2 separate regions of the Homo sapiens genome follow, and region 1 is linked to region 2. Evidence: read pairs that join two places in POLR2A ChIA-PET (ENCODE). Cell type or tissue: endothelial cell of umbilical vein. All regions are shown on one strand. Each heading gives the region's core, and the rest is flanking DNA. Links, peaks and the distances in the headings are about the cores only.

Region 1 (7,563 bases), core at 2,800-5,299, 55 kb after region 2:
ATTCTTCTACTTCTTTCCTGAGCAGGTCAGCAGAGCAGCCGATGTTCTTGGCCACTCATGCCAGACCAACCAAGGTTTTTGGAGTATCAACCAAAAATAGGTGAACACATGGAGGTTCCTGGAAGGTAGTGCCCAAGAGAGGGCATGGAAACTCTGTGCTCCTTCCCACAATCGCTGCCCTATGCATCTCTACCATGTGGCTGTTCATCTGTATCCTCTGTAATTTTCTTTATAACGAATGGATAAAAGTAAGTAAAGTGGTTCCCTGAGTTCTGTGAATCATGCTAGCAAATTAATCGAATCTGAGCAGGGGGCCTTAGGAACTCCCAATGTATAGTGTGGTCAGAAGTCTGGAGGCCCAGACTTATGACTGCCATTTGAAGTGGAAGGCAGCGTTGTGAAACTGAGCCCTTAATCTGTGGAATCTGACTCTATCTCCAGGTAGATAGATAGTGTCAGAATTGAGTTATATTAGAGGTAGATAGTGTCCAGAATTGAATTATATTCAAGGATACCCAGCTGGTGTCCACTGGAGAATCTGCAGGAGAATTGGTTGCTTGGTATGTGGAGAAACAAGCTCCAGACATACGGTGTCAGAAGGATTGAGTGAAGTGCTGGGTAAGAGAAAACAGTTTGGGGAAAATAGTTTGGTTTTTCCTATATAACAGCAGTGCCTATATAACATAAAAGGTGACTAAAACCCAGATAGAAAATCCGTAGTCTTTTTGGCCTACAGAACCAGAGGACAGAGTTCAGGGCAATCACAGTCACTGGAAAGTTAGGAGAGAATCCTGGAAAGGAAAAAGTCAGAGAGGGGGAGCCCTAAATTTCAGTATAACTTCTGTCCTAGGGTTTGGCTGACCCTTGAACTATGCATTTGTAGGAAAGATGAGAAGCACCTCTGCTAAAGATAAAAGAACTGAAGTGATATTTAAGCTTCTGCTCAAGAGAGAAAGAGTCTGCTGCTTGAGTAAAACCAAATTAATTGGCTGCTAAAGCAAAAACACCAACACTCTTTGAAGGAATATAACAAAATCCAGAGTCTTTTTTCCTGTAATTTATACAAGAAAATGGTTTATTGGACTTACAGTTCCACATGGCTGGGGAGGCCTCATAATCATAGCAGAAGGTAAGGAGGAGCAAGTCACATCTTACTTGGATGGCAGCGGGCAAAGAGAGAGCTTGTGCAGGGAAACTCCTGTTTTTAAAACCATCTGATCTTGAGAGACCCATTTTACTATCATGACAACAACACAGGAAAGACCCGTCTCCATGATTCAATCATCTCCTACTGGGTCCCTCCTACAACACATGGGAATTATGGGAGCTACAAGTTGAGATTTGGGTGGGGACATAGAGCCAAATCGTTATCACCAGATCCAACCAATATACACAAAAGTGATAAACTCTGGACGTCTTGTCCCCCTTCTCTCACACTATATACAACAACCAACTTAAATGGATTAATGGTTTACACATAAGACCTGAAACTGTAAAACTACTAGCAGAAAACATAGAGGAAAAGCTTCATGACATTGTCTGGGCAGTAATTTTTTATAATGACCATAAAAGCACAGGCAATAAAAGGAGAAGTAGACAACTGGGACTGTATCAAAGTAAAAAGCTTCTGCACAGCAAAGGAAACAATCAACAGTGAAGAGAAAATTTATGAAATGAAAGCAAATATTTGCAAACCATACGTCTGATAAAGGGTTAATATCCAAAATATATAAGGAACTCCTATAACTCAACAGCAAGATAACAAATCACCTGATTTAAAAATGGACAAAGGATCTGAATAGACATTTTTCAAAAGAAGACATACAAATGGCCAACAAGTATATGAAAAAATGCTCAACATCACTAATCAGGGAAATGAACATTAAAACCACAATGAGTTATCACTTCATACCTGTTAGAATGGATATTATCAAAAAGATGACAGATAACAAGTGTTGGTGAGGATACGGGGAAAGGAAGCCCATCTATACTGATGGTGGGAATTTAAATTGGCATAGCCATTACGAAAAACAGTATGAAGGTTCCTCTAAAACTAAAAATAGAACTATTATATAATACAGCAATTCCACTGCTGGGCATACATCCAAAGGAAATAAAATTAGGATGCTGGCTGGGCACGGTGGCTCACGCCTGTAATCCCAGCACTTTGGGAGGCCAAGGTGGGTGGATCACCTGAGGTCAGGAGTTTGAGACCAGCCTGGCCAACATGGCAAAACCCTGTCTCTACTAAAATTACAAAAATTAGCCAGGCTTGGTAGCGCATACCTATAATCCCAGCTCCTCGGGAGGCTGAGGCAGGAGAATTGCTTGAACGCAGGAGGCGGAGGTTGCAGTGAGCTGAGATTGCGCCATTGCACTCCAGCCTGGCCGACAGAGCGAGACCCCATCTCAAAAAAAAAAAAAAAAAAAAAAAGACCAGGATGTCAATAGCTGCAATCTCATGTTCATTGCAGAATTATTTATAATAGCCCAGTTATGGAATCAAACTAGGTATCCACTGATGAATGAATGAATGAATAAAAAATATGATGTATATACACAGTGGAATACTATTCAGCCTTAAAAAAGAAGGAAATTCTGTCATTTGCAACAACATGGATGAGCCGAGAGGGCATAATGTTAAGTGAAATATGGCAGGCACCGAAAGACAAATATAGCATGATTTCACTTATATGTGGAATCGAAAACAGTTGAACTCATGGAAGCAGAGAAGAGAATGGTGGTTAGTAGAGGCTGGGGTTGGATGGGTGGGTAGGGTAGACTGGGGAGACATTGGTCAAAGGGTACAAAATTTCTGTTAAAAGGAATTAGTTAGAAAAATCTCTTGTATAATACGGTGACTATAGTTAATAACAATGTGTTGTATACTTGACAATTGCTAAGAGAGTAGACTTTAAGTGGTCTCACCACAAAAAATGATAAGTATTTGAGGTAATACATGTTATAAGTTTGATTTAGCCATCTCACAAGTTATGCATATTTCAAAACATTATGTTATACACTATAAATATATATAATTTTTTGTCAAATAAAAGAAAAAGGGGGCTGCCAGGTGTGGTGGCTCACACCTGTAATCTCAACACTTTGGGAAGCCCAGGTGGGAGGACAAGTTGAGCCTGGGAGATCGAGGCTACAGTGAGGTATCATCACACCATTGTACTCCAGCCTGGGCAACAGAGTGAGACTCTGTCTCTAAAAAAAAAAAAAAAAAAGTGACCCAGTCTTAAGTAAAAAGACAGTGAGCGGAAACCAACCTCAAGTTGACCCAGATGTTGGAATTAGCAGATAAGGATTTTGAAGAATGTATTACAACCATGTGCAAAAAAAAAAAAAAAGAAAAATATTTTATAGAAATGAACTGAAAATAGGAAATATCAGCAAAGAACTACCAAGTGGAAATTCTAGAAATAGAAAATAAAATACAATATGTTGGCATCTATTTCCAAAATGAAGAGCAAAGCTAGAGTAGTACCAACTCAGAGACAGCAGAGCAGAGCCTGGTAGTGTAGGGTTGAGGTCAAGCTACCTAAGCAAAGTTGGGAGAGGGTCTCCAGACAATGAAGGGGTGGCCTGGCAGGAGATCTGTCACAGGGAAGGAATGAATGTCTCCAGTGATGAATGTGAATACACACTTGTGTCTACATTGATCCTTAAGGGTAAGAACTGTTCCTGTTAATCTCTGAACCTCCAGTACCCTGTGCCCTGCATGTGGTAGGCACATATTTGTATTCTAATATTGACTCTGTTCAGGGATCACTTAACTTCTCTGAATTAAGCTCAGAATCATTAAAATGGAATTCTAATTCCTGTCTGGCCTACAAATCTGGCAACTGGAGCATCCCGTGTGAAACAGGACATACATTCACTTTGGAAACCATAACGATTAAGCAGTTTAAGAAATTACTATTATCCTTCCTCTCCCACTTCCATGTAGTGTGCTTTTATACCCAATTGTTTGCTCACTTAATTAAGTTAAAAGGAAATCTAGGTTCATCTTCCCTCCTACTTAGCAATGTTTATAGTTTTTTAGTACAATGAGGGAATGAACAAGTTGTATATTATATAGCTCTAGGGTTCAGAGCTATAAATCAAATTTTGAATTCACAATCTTTTCTGGAAGTATCACTCTCTTACCTTTGCAATGCATGTAACTTACTCTGTGTTCACCTTGCCCCAGTCACACAGAAGCCTGACCTTGGTACCAACAGACCCTGTGGATGTGAGGCTGTTCTCAAGATCACAATGAGTGTGTGGGTGCTGAAAGAAAAGAATGAATGGCTTCTGGCACTTAAACATTTTTTTTTATTTTTAATTTTTTTTGTTTGTGGTTCTGGCACTTTAATATCACAAAAACATGCATATGCAAAAATGCTGATCTAGAGGAACCAATTTTTTTTTGAGATGGAGTCTTGCTCTGTCACCCAAGCTGGAGAGCAGTGGTGCGATTTTGGCTCACTGCAACCTCTGCCTCCCCAGTTCAAGCAATCCTCCTGCCTCAGCCTCCCAAGTAGCTGGGATTACAAGCACGCACCGCCATGCCCAGCTAATTTTTTTTTTTTTTTGAGACAGAGTCTCGCTCTTTCGCCCAGGCCGGACTGCAGTGGCGCTATCTCTATCTCGGCTCACTGCTAACTCCACCTCCCGGGTTCACGCCATTCTCTTGCCTCAGCCTCCCTAGTAGCTGGGACTACAGGTGCCTGCCACCGCGCCCGGCTAATTTTTTGTATTTTTAGAAGAAATGGGGTTTCACCGTGTTAGCCAGGATGGTCTCTATCTTCTGACCTCGTGATCCACCCACCTCGGCCTCCCAAAGTGCTAGGATTACAGGTGTGAGCCACCGCGCCCGGCTGCCCAGCTAATTTTTGTATTTTTAGTAGAGATGGGGTTTCACCATGCTTGCCAGCTAGTCTCATGCTCCTGGCCTCAAGTGATCCACCCACCTCAGCCTCCCAAAGTGCTGGGATTACAGGCATAAGCCACTGCACCTGGCCAAGGAACCTTAAAATAATGCAATTCTCCTCTGCAGTTTTGGAAGCCTGGCCAGATTATGGGCTTTTGTGATGCACAGAGGGGAAAAAGTGGACATGAACATGCATACTTACATACATGAATCAAGATGACACCTGAGAGACTGACACAATGTGAAAACTAATAAATACAACTAAGCTCTTCAGATACTATCACTTAGTCTGAAAATAAAACTGTCACTAGACTTTACTCTGTATTTAGTACTTAGGCAGTAAGTACTTGTTTTAAAAAACATCTTCTCTGGGTAGGCCTCAGGCAGACGGTACTTCCGACAGGAACATTATACTTGTGGAAACATGAAATTTTTATAGGCTAGAGCTCAGGAAGAATGTATAATCCCTTGGTTAAATATCGCTGCCTAAGGTGTTACCTTTTCTTGATACTATGGGTTTGATATTCTGGTTTTTGTGAAATTAAAGAATGTCGGAAAAAAAAAGAAAAGAAAAAATGTAGTATATACCAGCATCAAAGAAAGGACAAAACCAATGCAAGGTGACTAGACAATTCCAACTAGCTCAAGACCCTTAGGCTGAAATTTGAGTTTAAGTATCTCGCTTTTCCTCCAGTCCTAGCACAACTCAGGTCAAGGAGAAAGTGCTTGTGAAGGTGCCCAAATCTCTTATCATTCATCTCTGTTTTTTTTTTTGGTTAAGCTATGGTTTCACAAAAAAGGCAGCAGAGGTCCTGAATTCAGTTCTCATACGATTTGCTAAGTTTCACTTAATTTAGGCTCTTCTAAATTGCTCTAGAGTAGTTTTGTTATCGAATACAGCAAATTATTAAATAGTTTAAATACGGACTCTTTAACTGTGGCGATTTTTAAAAATTAGTGAGTTAGGCAACACGTTTTCTGACTGTGATGAGATCTGTCCTGGAAGCAGAGGGGTGACTAGAGGATCTCTGAATGTCGCATTTGATCCTGGGATTTATACCACACCAGCATTCCATGACACACATGGTTTTGACTCACAGTTCTGCCCTTCGGGGCTCATGCTTTTTCAGAGTTAACAAAGCAGAAGTCCCAGGACTTTGCTCACATTCCCACACAGAGCACAAGAGTTGAAACAACACTACAGGCTAAAGAGAAATGAAGAGGAGGACAGGAAAATAACAGAATCACACTAACTCTGTCAAGTGGAAAACACCAGCATTACTGGAATGTTTTACTCCCTCAGATTCAAACAAACACCATTTTCCAATGAAAAGAACTGGGGCTTCTTAAAGAAATGACTAGTTCCAGATCTGGGGTAGGAAATACACAAGATGAACATTGAACATCTTCAAAGAATATCAGGGTTAGGTCAAAAAGACGCTGGAGTCAATCTCAAAGGGCTCCCACTGACCAAAGATGTGACATGTTGATCACCAATTTGACCATCAAAAGAATAATGATGGAAATGAATTGAAACATTTCATACATGTTAAGATCCATGAGTTGAAGACGCAGTCAGCCAGATCCAGTATGTAGAAAAGACAGATGGCTTAGTTTCTTTGACAAATAAGAACTAAGACAGATGGCTTAGTTTCTTTGACAAATAAATAGCAATAAAAAAGGGGTGGGGGGGCAGTTACAGATTAAAATGTAATGGTGGACCTTGTTTGAACCTGATTCAAACAAACCAACTGTTAAAAGGTATTTATGAGACAATAAGGTAAATATGAACACTGACTGATTATCAGATGATATTAAGGAATTGTTAGGCCGGGCACGGTGGCTCACGCCTGTAATGCCAGCACTTCGGGAAGCCGAGGCAGGAGGACTGATTGAACCCAGGAGTTCCAGACCAGCCTGGGCAATGCAGCAAAATCCTATGTCTATTAAAATAAATACAAAAATTAGCTGGTCGTGGTGGTGTGTGCCTGTAGTCCCAGCTACTTTGGAGTCTGAGGCAGGAGGATTGCTTGAGCCCAGGAGGTTGAGACTGTGGATGAGCCATGATTGTGCTACTGAACTCCAGCCTTAGCAACAGAGTAAGAATGTGTCTCAAAACAAACAAACAAACAAAAAAACAGAAGGAAATGTTCATTTTTTAGGTATTATAATTGTATTGTGGTTATGTGGAAAAAAGAGTTCTAATCTCTAAGGATGCTTACTGATGTTTTTATGAATGACATAATATGATATCTGGGATTTGCTTTAAAATTATACAGTTGGGAGAGGAGGAAACTTGAGGGTTTAGATAAAACAAGATTGGTGACATGTAAATAATGTTGAAGCTGGATGATGGGTATGGGGAGTAACTATACTGTTCATTTTTGGGTATGTTTGAAAAATCCCATAATAAAAGTTAAAAAAACAAACAAATACTGTATGCATGTTTATTTGCCACTAGAAGTTAAGGGCAAGGGTTTTTGCTTTTTTCTTTTGTCCTAGTTCTGAAGGGGAAAATGTTCTTGCATGCTTGTGTGAAGATTGTCTTATATTTAGATAATTTATTTGGTATCAACTCTTCAAAAGCTTTTCTGGAATATGGAAGCATTGGTGTATGAAAAAACCTTACCATCTTTTTGAGC
Region 2 (7,563 bases), core at 2,481-4,980:
TTGGTGGTGGGCACCTGTAATCCCAGCTACTCGGAAGGCTGAGGCAGGAGAATCGCTTGAACCCAGGAGGCAGAGGTTGCAGTGAGCTGAGACTGTGCCACTGCACTGCAGCCTGGCGACAGAGCGAGACTCTGTCTCAAAAAAAAAGGAGCGTCTCAAAGATTTCTGATTTACATTATAATAGAACTGCTGCTTGAGATTCTGGAAAGATTCATTAATTTCATAATATATGGACTTAACACTCAATCTGAAGGATGTTAGAATAACAAGAATAATCATGGGAAATGGTCGAGGTCTTTCTCCTGATGGTATACGGGCCATTTTCAAGTGGGATGGGAGTAGTTAATGTGTGATCTATGTGTTGATCTCATACAGGGCAGAAACCAATTTGAGCAAGTAATGCCCCAGGGCACACCCCCTTACTCACCCACACCTCAAAATAATTTTACCAACTGTTTGTTCAAAGTCCAAGTGACAAAGGGCAGTGCTGGTTGTCATTGTTCTTGGGTGAGTCATACTATACTGCTTTCTAATTCTTCTTCCTCCTCAAACCTGCTTTCTTCCCATCTTCTAGGGGTTGAGGATTGTTTTTTTTTTAATCACACTCCACAAATGTGAACCTTCTTCTTTTTTTTTTTTTTTTGAGACGGAGTCTTGCTCTGTCGCCCAGGTTGAAGTGCAGTGGCGTGATCTCTGCTCACTGCAAGCTCCGCTTCCCGGGTTCACGCCATTCTTCTGCCTCAGCCTCCCAAGTAGCTGGGACTACAGGCACCTGCCACCACGCCCGGCTAGTTTTTTGTATTTTTAGTAGAGATGGGGTTTCACCGTGTTAGCCAGAACGGTCTCGTTGTCCTGACCTCGTGATCCGCCCGCCTCGGCCTCCCAAAGTGCGGGGATTACAGGCTTGAGCCACCACACCTGGCTGAACCTCTTTTTTCTATCACACTACCAGGATCTCTCTTTCTCCTAACTGTGCATGTGTGTGTTTGCACACGTGTGTGTATGTGTGTTTCTAAATTTTGGACATTCTTTATGAAGTTCTATATGATGTAATTATTTTTTTGTGTGTATGCACATGAGGCTAGGTTTTAAAATACATACATTTATTTAATTTTTAAAATATATGTAAAATTATTGAAGTATCACATACCTACAAAAAGTGTACATGTCAGCCAGGTGCAGTGTCTCATGCCTTTAATCCCAGAACTTTGAAAGGCTGAAGCATGTGGATCACTTGAGGTCAGGAGTTCAAGACCAGCCTGGCCAACATGGCAAAACCCCGTCTCTACTAAAACTACAAAAATTTGCCAGGCATGGTGGTGCACGCCTGTAGTCCCAGCTACTCAAGAGTCTGAGGCACCAGAATCGCTTGAATCCGCAAAGCAGAGTTTGCGGTGAGCCAAGACTATGCCACTGCACTGCAGCCTGGATGATAGAGTGAGACTCTGTCTCAAGAAAAAAAAAAAGTGTACATATGATAAGTTTGCAGTTTCATGAATTTTTATAAAATTCATATCCATAGAACCAGAATTCAAATCAAGAATCAGAATGCTACCAGAATCCTGGAAGACTCCCTCGTGCTGTCTTCCAGTCACGAATTCCCACCAGGGTAATGTGAGCCAAAAATGAAATTATAAGCTCCTCCCCCAAATGACTAAACAGACCCCTTCCTCTCCACCAAGGGGATTTCAAACCCGGGTATGAGGGTCTCATATGCCTCATTATACTCTCCTCCCTTTGGAATTCAGGCACAGCTGACCAGCATTAACATTAAAACAGAGATCTTATGACTGACAAAGCAGATTCTTTGTAGCAATAAAATACCAAATTCCAACCTGATTCTAGTATAGCATCACACGACAGATAGCAGATCCTGAAAGGAATAAAAATCTTTTGCCCCAGAATATATTCCTTTGACATATTTTTATTTATTATTTTCCTTTTATGTCAGACAGGTAATGTGCCAACATCCTAACAAGGTTCGAGGGTGGCACATCTGACACACGCATGTGAACGCCCGATCATTATGCTCTTGAACTACAAAAGGATCGACTTTGACGTATTTTTAAATGGCTCTGCAAAACTGTATCTCGTGGGAGAAATTTACTTTCTATAGAGAATCCCCTTCCCTTTCCAAGTCTTTTTCCGATCCTGAAGAGACTGGCTGAGAGACCAGCACCTTTTAAAGTTCTAAATAGAAAACATTTGCCATCTCTTGCCTCTAAGGGTGGCCACCTAGGAGACTTTATCTACATAATAAGAACCTTGAAGTCTCCACAAGTCCTTATCTTAACCCAAACCCTCCTTTCTATTGATTCCAGGTCTCTAGGTAATAACTCTTTCAACCAATTGCCAATCAGAAAATCTTTGAACCTACCTGTCACCTAGAAGCACAGTTCCCGACTTGAGTTGTGCTGCCTTTCTAGATTGAACCAATGTATGCCTCACATGTATTGATTGATGTCTTATGTTTCCCTAAAACATACAAAACTAAGCTGTAACTGAACCACCTCGGACACATTTCTCAGGACCTCTTGAGAGTGTCTCTTGGGCCATGGTCACTCATATTCGGCTCAGAGTAAACCTCTTTAAATATTTTACAGAGTTTGACTCTTTTCGTCAACAGTAACAACTGTTCTAACTTCTAGAATAATAGATTAGTTTTTAGCTGGCACAGCAGCTCACACCTGTAATCCCAGCATTTGGGGAGGTTGAGGTAGAAGGACTCCCTGAGCCCAGGAGTTTGAGACCAGCCTGGGCAACACAGTGAGATCTCATCTCCACAAAAAATTAAATAAATTAGTAGGGTGTGGTTGTGTGTGACTGTAGTCCCAGCTACTTGGGAGGCTGAGGCAGGAGGATCACTTGAGCCCAGGAATGCAAGGCTGCAGTGAGCTAAGATCACACCATTGCACTCCAGCCTGGGTGATAGAGTGGGACCCTGTCTCACTCAAGAACTTTAAAACTGGATTAGTTTTGTCTATTTTTATTTTTTATCTTTATTTTTGAGAGATGGGGTCTCGCTCTGTCACCCAGGCTGGAGTGCAGCAGCGTGACCTCAGCTCACTGCACCCTCCACCTCCCAGGTTCAAGCCATTCTCCTGCCTCAGCCTTCTGAGTAGCTGGATTACAGGCATCTGCCACCATGCCTGGCTAACATGGTGAGACAGGGTTTCACCACGTTGGCCAGGCTAATCTCGAACTCCCACCCTCACGTGATCCACCTGCCTCAGCCTCCCAAAGCGTTGGGATTACAGGCATGAGCCACCACGCCCGGCCCAATTTTGTCTATTGTTAAAGTTTTGACCTTTACATTACACAAGTAGAATCGTAAACTACGTACTCTTTTTTTGTCTGGCTTCTTTTGGTCCTCACATTGTGAGATTCATTCCGGTTGTGGTTTATAGTTGTAGCTTATTCATTCTCATTGCTGTATAACCTTTCATTATGTGGAAATACCATCATTTTTTTTTACCAGGACCCTGAACCCAGGCCACCATTGTGAAAAGAGAAAGCACAGCTACATGGTTACAAGGTCAGTCTCCCAAGGAAATGACTAACCAGTTTGCTGGGCTGTCTTGAACAGCAGGCATATAGGGGTCCTAGGTCCACATTCTATCCTAAGGTACTCCTCATCTTGACAGAACAATACAGAAAGATACACAAAGCACACCAGATTCACTACAGTTTAAGATTAGCCTCAGTAATCCTTTTTTCCATTAATCAAAACTTTACAGAGGAGATAAACAGTGATTTTTGTTTTTGTTTTTTATTGTTGTTTGTTTTTTGAGCTGGAGTCTCGCTCTGCTGCCCAGGCTGGAGTGCAATGGCATGATCTTGGTTCACTGCAACCTCTGCCTCCCGGGTTCAAGCGATTCTCCTGCCTCATCCTCCCGAGTAGCTGGGACTACAGGCACTTGCCACCATGCCCGGCTAATTTTTTGTATTTTTAGTAGAGACAGGGTTTCACCGTGTTGCCCAGGCTGGTGTCGAACTCCTGAACTCAGGCGATCTGCCCGCCTCGGCCTCCCAAAGTGCTGGATTACAGGTGTGAGCCACTACGCCTGGGATAAACAGTGATTTTTAGCATTCATTTAACCCGTTTGCGGGGGGAGAGAGAGAGAGAGAGAGAGAGAGAAAGAGCGCATTGCCTGAGGCAGGGTGGGAAAAGTGAAGAGCTCAGGGAGACCAGAGTAAGACCCGCCCATTACTCAAAAGTTCAGATGGCTGCTTGCCTGTCAAGAAGGAATCTTTTCCAGCAGTCCTGTCAGCTCTCAAGTTTCCCCTTTTAGGAAAGAAAAAGCTCCCCATGTCCCACAATCCTGTACATGCCAATCCTGACACCCACAGTCATCAGCAAAGAGTGCAAAGCAGATTATTCCATAGAGAGTAGCAGTTAACATCCTGTAGTGCCAAACCCATATTTAGCCGAAAGGGACTTTACTGAGAGGGGCCTCTAACCCTCCTAAGTTGGGCCTTGAACCCAATGTTGGTCAAGTGTCCTTGCCTCTTATTGAGAGGAGCCTTTAACCCTCTTTGTCTTAGGAGAGACTCTAACTCCTCTAAGTTGGGCCTCTCACCCAATCCCATTTTTCACCCAGGTACCCCACCAATTTATCCAAAGTCAACCAATCTCTTTCCTTTGAGTGAGGGGATTTCTTCAGTATCATCCCTTCAGGGTTTGCCAGAAAGATGTCACCGGACCCTACCACTTACCCAAAGTTAGCCTTTGGGTCAGGGGTTTACCGCACTATAGTCCCTTCTGTGGTTGCCAAAAAGATGTTACAAGAAGGGGGGGTCCTGATCCATACCCCAAGAGCGGGTTCTTGGATTTTGCACAAGAAAGAATTCAGAGCAGGTCCCTAGAGAAAAGTGAAAGCAAGTTTATTAGCAAAGTAGAGTAACCAAAGAATGGCTACTCCACAGACAGAGCGGCCCCAAGGGCTGCTGGTTGCCCATTTTTATGGTTATTTCTTGATGATATGCTAAACAAGGGGTGGATTATTCATGCCTCCCCTTTTTTAGACCCTATAGGGTAACTTCCTGACGTTGCCATGGCATTTGTAAACTGTCATGGTGCTAATGGGAGTGTAGCAGTAAGGACGATCATCACCATCTTGGTTTTGGTGGGTTTTGGCCGGCTTCCTTACTGCAACCTGTTTTATCAGCAAAGTCTTTATGACCTGTATCTTGTGCTGGTCTCCTATCTCATCCTGTGACTTAGAATGCCTAACTGGGAATGCAGCCCAGTAGGACTCAGCCTTATTTTACCCAGCCCCTACTGAAGATGGAGTTGCTCTAGTTCAAAGGCCTCTAACAATCATAGATCACTGGAACTTCAAACTCCTGGCCTCAGGTGATCCTTCCGTGGTGGCCTCCCAAAGCACTGGGATTACGAGTGTAGGCCGTCATGACCAGCCCTATCCATATCTTTTTTTTTTTTTTTTTTTGAAACAGAGTTTCACTCTGTTGCCCAGGCTGGAGTGTAGTGGCACAATCTCAGCTCAATGCAGCCTCAACCTCCTGGGTTCAAGCAATTCCCCCACCTCATTCTCCAGAGTAGCTGGGACTATAGTCACTATAGTCACCTGCTACCATGCCCAGCTAATTTTTTTTTTTTTTTTTTTAGATGGAGTCTCGCTCTGTCACCAGGCTAGAGTACAATGGTGCCATCTCAGCTCACTGCAACATCCGACGCCCTGGTTCAAGGGATTCTCCTGCTTCAACCTGCCAAGTAGCTGGGATTACAGGCACACACCACCATGCCCAGCTAATTTTTGTATTTTTAGTAGAGACGGGGTTTCACCATGTTGGCCAGGATGGTCTCGATCTCCTGACCTTGTGATCTGCCTTCCTTGGCCTCCCAAAGTGCTGGGATTACAGGCGTGACCCACTGCACCCAGCCATGCCCAGCTAATTTATTATTTTTTGTAGATACGGGATCTCCCTGTGTTGCCCAGGCTGGTCTTTAACTCCTGGGCTCAAGTAGTCCTCCTGCCTCGGCCTCCCAAAGTGCTGGGATTACAATGAGCAACCACACCTGGTCCCATATTTTTGTTTGTTGTTTTTGAGAGAGGATCTTACTTCATCACCCTGGTTGGAGTGTCGTGATGTGATCATGGCTCAGTGTAGCCTCAACCTCCCTGGCTCAAGTGATTCTCCTGCCTCAGCCTCCTGAGTAGCTGGGACTACAGGTGCACACTACCATGCCCAGCTAACTTATGCATTTTTTGTAGAGTCAGAGTTTTGCTGTGTTGCCCAAGCTGGTCTCCAACTCCTGAGCTCAAGCGATCCACCTGCCTCAGCCTCCAAAAGTGTTAGGATTACAGGCATAAGCCACTGAGCCCAGCCCCCATCCTATTTTTAATGGACATTTGAGTGTCCAATGTTTGGCTCTTGCAAACAGTGTGAAGCATAGTTTTTATACTGAGTCCTGGTTTTAAGAGGGAGTGTTAAGTATTCAAGTTAAAAAAAAAAACAACAAAGACTGCTTGTGGCAAATAATAGAAACAAATGAACATTCCACAGATACCTTTGTTCACCCTAAAAATGGCTCCCAGGGTTGGAAGCCCATATGGGAAAGAGGAAAAAAGAAAGAGAGCCCAGAGCCGAGAGTGATTTACAGTTCAGTCTGCCGCCCCTGTTTGCTTCTCCAAGGCAACCCATTGCCCCTCCTTCTAATTTGGCCTAAATCAGTAGCTTTTCAAAACACCTGCTGGTTATCCAAACTGGCCCGTTTAAGGGCTCTGTGATGGATTCATTGTTATGCGGTCAACCAACCAAGATGGGGGAACCCGGGAGGCAGAGCTTGCAGTGAGCCGAAATCGCGCCACTGCACTCCAGCCTGGGCGACAGAGCGAGACTCTGTCTCAAAATAAATAAATAAATAAATAAATAAATAAATAAATAAATAAATAAATAAACGAACCACATCTTCAACTTCAGGGGTTTTGTTTTGCTTGTTTTGTTTTTCTTTAGTAGGCTACATTGTAACATGACCTTACCTCTCCATTGCATTTGCAATATGATGCTGATTGCCTTATTTTCTGACTTCCTCCATTTAGAGTAGTTTTTCTCTGGCTAAAATGTTACTACCCTCTTCTATGACTTCCTCATTTTTGTTTTTGTTTTGCTTTCTATTTTGTCTATGGGTGTACAATCAATGATATTTATATGGCCTGGATAACAGAGGTGGGAACTCATGTGCTGATATCCCTTAGAAACTAGGAGTTTTCAATAGTTAAACAATTCAAGAGTAATTACTTACTTTTTTTTTTTTAGATGAATTTTGCTCTTGCTGCGCAGACTGGAGTTCAATGGTGCGATATTGGTTCACTGCAACCTCCACCTCCTGGGTTCAAGTGATTCTCCTGCCTCAGCCTCCCAAGTAGCTGGGATTACAGGAATGCGCCACCAGGCCTGACTAATTTTGTATTTTAGTAGAGACAGGGTTTCATTATGTTGGTCAGGCCGGTCTCGGACTCCTGACCTCAAGTGATCCTCCCGCCTCAGCCTCCCAAAGTACTGGGATTACAGGCGTGAGCCACCACGCCCAGCCTGAGT

Evidence for each region. Peaks named below come from ENCODE experiments on the same cell type or tissue, not always from the same donor. Only the 100,000 strongest peaks of a DNase experiment are listed, where the experiment ranks them.
Region 1: POLR2A ChIA-PET joins it to region 2 with 5 read pairs; 14 of 35 experiments call an interaction of 5 or more read pairs at or near these places.

Annotation. Positions count from the first base shown.
Region 1 is chr5:76,723,557-76,731,119 of GRCh38, reverse strand. The region is part of intron 1 of F2R (coagulation factor II thrombin receptor); the gene reads right to left. Among named protein-coding and RNA genes, the nearest start is that of F2R, 11 kb to the right of the region's middle. In endothelial cell of umbilical vein, for the core only: no CTCF peak of the experiment used is centred there; no DNase peak of the experiment used is centred there.
Region 2 is chr5:76,778,582-76,786,144 of GRCh38, reverse strand. LOC124901199 (small nucleolar RNA U13) reads right to left here and starts at 2,049; the gene lies at 1,946-2,049. RefSeq lists an enhancer at 6,384-7,002. In endothelial cell of umbilical vein, for the core only: no CTCF peak of the experiment used is centred there; a DNase peak (open chromatin) is centred at 3,484; H3K27ac peaks cover 1,080 bases.